Regions from separate parts of the Homo sapiens genome. Here region 1 is linked to region 2. Evidence: chromatin loops called from intact Hi-C (ENCODE). Cell type or tissue: heart left ventricle. All regions are shown on one strand. Links, peaks and the distances in the headings refer to the core of each region. The heading gives the core; the rest is flanking DNA. Region 1 has its middle 41 kb from the start of LINC01036. Region 2 has its middle 75 kb from the start of PTGS2.

Region 1 (2,922 bases), core at 249-2,748, 450 kb before region 2:
GCTTAGAAAATTCCCATTAGCGCTTTCTCCTCTCTGGGTCACTATGAGAGCTTCCTCTTTCCTTTTTTCTTTTTCTTTCTTTCTTTTTTTTTTTTTTTTTTTTTTGAGACAGAGTCTCGCTCTGTCGCCCAGGCTGGAGTGCAATGGCGCGATCTTGGCTCACGGCAACCTATACCTCCCGGGTTCAAGTGATTCTCTTGCCTCAGCCTCCTGAGTAGCTGGGACTACAGGTGCGTGCCACCATGCCCAGCTAATTTTTTGTATTTTTGGCAGAGACAGGGTTTCGCCGTGTTAGCCAGGATGGTCTTGATCTCCTGACTTCGTGATCCGCCCACCTCGGCCTCCCAAAGTGCTGGGATTACAGATGTGAGCCATGAAACCTTCCTCTTTTCTTATTGCTCTACTCTCTGCCTCAAGGTTCCCCGAAAAATGAACTAATTTGTATTTTAACATAGATGAGAATTACAATCTATTATAATTTTGAATAAATAAAAGATTACAGGCAGTAGAAAAAATGCAGTTTCAGTATGAACTTAATTTTTCTCTCAAAGAGGAGAAAAAGAATGGGATGGGAGCCTATAGGGACACATTATTGCCTCTGCTTGTCTTCTGAGGCTTGTGGGTGAACTAAGAGTATGAAGCTACTAAAAGCTAAAATCCAGAAAGAAATAACCTTTCGTTAGGAGAAAAGTCTTTACTTTGGTGCAGCAAATTTAGTTCTTAAATGATCTTGGTGAAATAAATGACTAAATTTATTTGGGTAAAGAGGTACAAAAGGTGTTCTACTTTGTAAAGCCGAATGGTAGGTATATGTATTCATTTTCTTATTCATATATGTATATGCATATATCTATTATATTTTGTTTTATTAAGAAATTTATTTAAAAGTAAGCCAAGTCAGTTTTCCCAAACATAAATAAATATCAGAGCAAAAAATATTTTAATAAATCCTACATAGTTCTATTTTTAAACTGTAAACATTTAAACTGAAAACATATTGTTGGACAATAGAAAGAAAAATGGCTGCAGAAGGTAATATGGTCAGTGGGACTCTTATTTTTTCATGTTGAATGAAGCAGCCCAGGGAATGCTTCATGTGCTAGTGCACTCTGGCTTGTGTTAAGGAGTAAAAAAGGACTTGGGTTATAGTGCAGACTCAAGAAATGGTAACCTTGAGAAGGTATTTATCTAAAGTTTTTGAAGCAAGATTATAATATTTTTTGACTGGTGGGAATATCTGACTTCTTGTTTTATAGGAAAAGAAATGAAGACGAATTGTTTAAGGAACTTGACCAGTAACATTGATGTTCTGATTACAAGGCCTAGGGTAGAACCCAGGTTCTAGCTTTCAGTGGTCTATCACTAAATAGTTGTGACTAGAAGCACCTGCCCTGTCTCCTAATAGGGGTAAAATGTTAGTGAAATTAAAAGCTCCTAAAGGATGATCATTTTCTAGCCTAAAGTAAAGAAAGTTTTTACTTCCTGCCTAAGATCGGGTTGTAATGTAGATCTACTTGTTTTTTTTTTTTATTTTTTTCCTTTTCTATTTTAAGAATCAAATCATTATTAACACCTGTTTGTTTCAATGCTGCAGCGTTAGTCACGTTTTTCTGGTGAACAGTGACATCTGGTGGACACCTAAAAAAAAAAAACCCTGCCTTTGCTTATACAGTCATCAAAAGTTCCAGGAGCACATGAGCCTTCAAGAAGCATCCCTCAGGGAGCACAGGTTAAACTTTAGAGAGACTTGATTCCTACCATGGTATGGGGAATCAGGATAACAGAAAGAAGCCACCAAATAAGCTTCAGTAATGATCAAGAGAGCTTCGAAATGGCTAGAAGCCTCCTAAGTAATTTTGTTATAGATTTGAAGCTATTTCCCTCTTAGCTCACTATTTTCAAAGATGGTATGTTTACTTTACAGAATAAATGAAAATTATATATTCTACTTTTCCTTTACTTTTACTACAATTGAGACATACACGCAGAGAAGGGACAAGACACACACACACACACACACACACACTCAAAAACACATAAACACATACAGCCAGCACTTCACATTGGTAGGTTCCACATCTGTGGAATCAACCAAACTTGAATTGAAAATATTCAAAAAGAGTATTGCTTCTCTACTTAACACATATGCACTTTTTCTTGTCATTATTCCCTAAACGGTACAGTGTAACTATTATTTACATAGTATGTACACTGTATTAGGTATTATAAGCAAACTAGAGATGATTTAAAGTACACCAGAGGGTGTGCATAGGTTACACGCAGTTACTCTGGCATTTTGTATCAGGGACATGAGCATCCATAGATTTTGATATTCCCAGGAGGCCTTGGAACCAATACATAATATGTAAACATATATAACACATATATAAATATGTATATATTATATATAACATATAATATTTTAAAACATCCTATGGTTCTGCTTCTCTGGAGACTGCTAATGCATAAATTCCAAAAGATTAGAAACAACTCAAGATAAAGTATATTAAAGTACATATATATGTTAGGGGAAGGAGATTAACTGATAATAAAATTCAGTTACTCCTGGTGGAATGGAAGCACTGAGTAGAAAGACTTATGCAAAAATTACTTTTTTGTACCTTTCAGTTTGTATGATTAGGTTCATACCTGCTACACTGGTGAGGAAGGAGAATAACAGGGTAAATGTGTTTTTATGTTGAGATGAGTGAATCCAGCGCTGAACAGGCAAATCCATGCTAATTTTGCTCTTTATAGCCATGGCTTGTCAAATTCATCAGCAGCATTGTTTTCAGAAACTGTCTTTGTCATTTATCATTAAAGAAAATATACAATGCAAAACCGATATATAAATTTCTAATACCTGAACCAAAAACTGTACCCTTAAATGCATGTCAGAGTGACTACAATATATATTTTTTT
Region 2 (2,922 bases), core at 165-2,664:
TGGGATGCACTCACACAAACTTGTGTATATATATTTACTATACTAGAAATTAAAATGAAATATTTAAAATATATTTTCTAATTCATTTAAAATAAAAATAATACATTTATTGCATGTTTGTATAAATAACATATTTTTAAAATACTATATTTTATTAAAAGCATTTACCTAAACAAAAAATGTTTAGTAAGGCTGGATGTGGTGGTTCATGCCTATAATCCCAGCACTTTGGGAGGTCAAGGTGGGAGGATTGCTTGAGGCCAGAAGTGCTAGGCTAGACCATAGTAAGGAAAGAGAAAAAGAAAAGAAAGAGGGAAAGAGAGAGGGAGGGAGGAAGGAAGGAAGGAAGGAGAGAAAAAGAGAGAGAAAGAAAAAGAAAGAAAGAAAGTAAGCTTAGTGAGAGGAGAGGCATTGTGATGCATTTTGTAAATCTCATTAATGTCTGGCTTAATAAATGACAGTTGTATTCTCAAGAGTGATGTCGTCAAAATGGGAGAATAGAAATAATCTAGCTTCAGTGTTCCCCACAGAAAACCAAAAACAACTATCCAGTACCTAGATTATCATCACCAGTAACCAAGAACTGGGCCTTTTGATGATTTTTGAGACCACAGAAAAGTGAAAAACTACAAGCAGAAAGTAAGAGAAATGAACTTCAGTTTCTTTGATATGCCTCCCCTACCTAAGTTGCCAGGCACTACATGGAAAAGTCCCCCTAGACTTAGGGTTTCACCAATGGAAAAAGTGAGATCAAGGCAGGCAAGACAGCAGGCTTCCCCACCATCTTGGGTTTCTTAGCAGGACTGCCATTTCTGCCTCAACTCAAGAAGCATCACAAGTGCCTGTAGAGAGAAATATCCTAAAGGCGGCTAGACTGAAAAAAAAAAAAAAAGAGAGAGAGAGAGAGAGAGTGGAGAAGGGATAGCAATCCCAGGGTGCAAAATGTAGGGCTGCTCTTCAGCTCAGCAAAAAGAGACACCAAACCAGAAGAGCAGTTCAGCAGCACCGGGCTCTAGGAGGCATTCTTCATGGGTCCTCAGGACACAAAACTCTACCCAGCCTCCACACACAACCAAGGAATCTCCTTTGGGACTCCTCCTGCCACACAGCCCCCCATCTGACACAGGCAGTTCTCCAAACTTTTTTGAGAGCTGTGGCAAACTTGGACTTAGGGCACCATCTAGTGCCAAAAAGGAGGCAGCAGTCCGGGGCTAAGGGAACTCAACATGCAAACCACACAGAACCTCTAAACATGCATAGCCTAGAAAGACCAAAGCAATCCAGACAGTGAAGACTGGAATCAATAGCTAAACCTTTAGTGCAAAGACAGAAATGTAAATCCGTAAGAAACAACAGCAAACAGGAAACCATGACCTCCCCAAATGGACAAAGCAAAGATCCGGTGATAGGCAATGGAGCAATGGTGTGGGCTCTCAAATCAGGAATTCAATATGGTAATTTTGAGGAAACTCCGTGAACTCCAAGATAACAGAGAAAAACAATTCAGAAATTTATCATAGAAATTTAACAAAGAGATTAGAATAATTTTTAATAAGAACAGAAATCCTAGAACTCAGAAATACTTTGGCTGAACTGAAAAATTCATTGGAAGGTCTCAGCAGCAGAATTTATCAAGTGGAAGAAAGGTTCAGTGAGCTTGAAGATAGGGTATTTAAAAACACACAGGGAAGAAAAAAGAAAAAATAATTTTTAAAAAATGAAATATGCCTACGAGGTCTAGAAAACAGCTTCAAAAGAGCAAACCTAAGGGTCATTGGCATTTAAGAGGGAATTGAGAAGGAGGCAAAAGGTAGAAAGCTTATTCAAAGAGATAATACAGTAACACTTTCCAAACCTAGAGAAAAATATAAATATGCAAGTACAGAAAAGTCAAGGATTGTCAAGGATTATAAAGGATTATAAAATAGATTCAACCCAAATAAGACTACACCAAGGCATATAATAAACAAACACTCAAAGGTCAAGGTCAAAGAGAGAATTCTAAAATCAGCAATAAAAAAGAAGCAACATCATATGAAAAAGCTCAAGTTCATTGGGCAACAGACTTCTCAGCAGAAATCATACCCAGGAAGGAGTGAGATAATATATTCAAAGTGCTTAATGAAGAAAACTGCCAAATGATAATACTGTATCTAGCAAGCTAGCCTTCAAACATGAAAAATAGATAAAGACTTTCTGAGATAAATAATAGTTGAGGATATGACTTACCACCAGACCAGTCTTACAAGAAATACTGAAGGGAGTTCTTCAGTCTGAAAGGAAGCTAACATGCAACAGGAAAACATCAGAAGATATAAAATTCACTGGTAAAAGTTAGTATAGAGACAAATTCAGAATATTCTAATACTGTAATTGTGGTGTGTTAATCACTCATATCTTTAGTATGAAGACTAACAGACAAAGCTATCAAAACAATAATAACAACAAAATTTTGTTAAGAAAGATGCAGTTATGAAAAGATGTAAACCGAGAGAATAAAAAGCCAAAATATGGGGAGGTGGAGTTAAAGTGCAAAGTTTTTAAGTTTTTCTTTGTGTTTGCTTCTTTTCTTTACTTTATGATCAAAGTGAAGTAGTTATCTGCTGATAAAAAACTTGTTATAACTATAAGATGATTTTATAGGCCTCGTGGTAACCATAAAGCAACAATTTATAATAAATATCCTAAAAATAAAAATAAGCAATTAAAACATACTACCAGAGAAAATCACTTAACCACAAAGGAAAACAGTGAGAGTGGAAGAAGGGAAAAGTTACAAAACAAAGAGAAAACAAGTAACAAAATGGCAGTAGTAAGTCCTTATTATCAATAATAACATTGAATATAAATGCAATAAATTCTCCAATTAAAAGACATAGACTGGTTAAGTGGATTAGGAAACAATACCCAACTATATACTTT

What was found. Peaks named below come from ENCODE experiments on the same cell type or tissue, not always from the same donor. Only the 100,000 strongest peaks of a DNase experiment are listed, where the experiment ranks them.
Region 1: it touches region 2 in a loop (3-fold over the local background); 2 of 110 quality-filtered maps call a loop at or near these places.

Annotation. Positions count from the first base shown.
Region 1 is chr1:187,050,508-187,053,429 of GRCh38, reverse strand. No RefSeq gene overlaps it. Among named protein-coding and RNA genes, the nearest start is that of LINC01036, 41 kb to the left of the region's middle. In heart left ventricle, for the core only: a CTCF peak has its summit at 1,634 (motif pointing left); no DNase peak of the experiment used is centred there.
Region 2 is chr1:186,604,197-186,607,118 of GRCh38, reverse strand. No RefSeq gene overlaps it. Among named protein-coding and RNA genes, the nearest start is that of PTGS2, 75 kb to the left of the region's middle. In heart left ventricle, for the core only: a CTCF peak has its summit at 1,180 (motif pointing left); no DNase peak of the experiment used is centred there.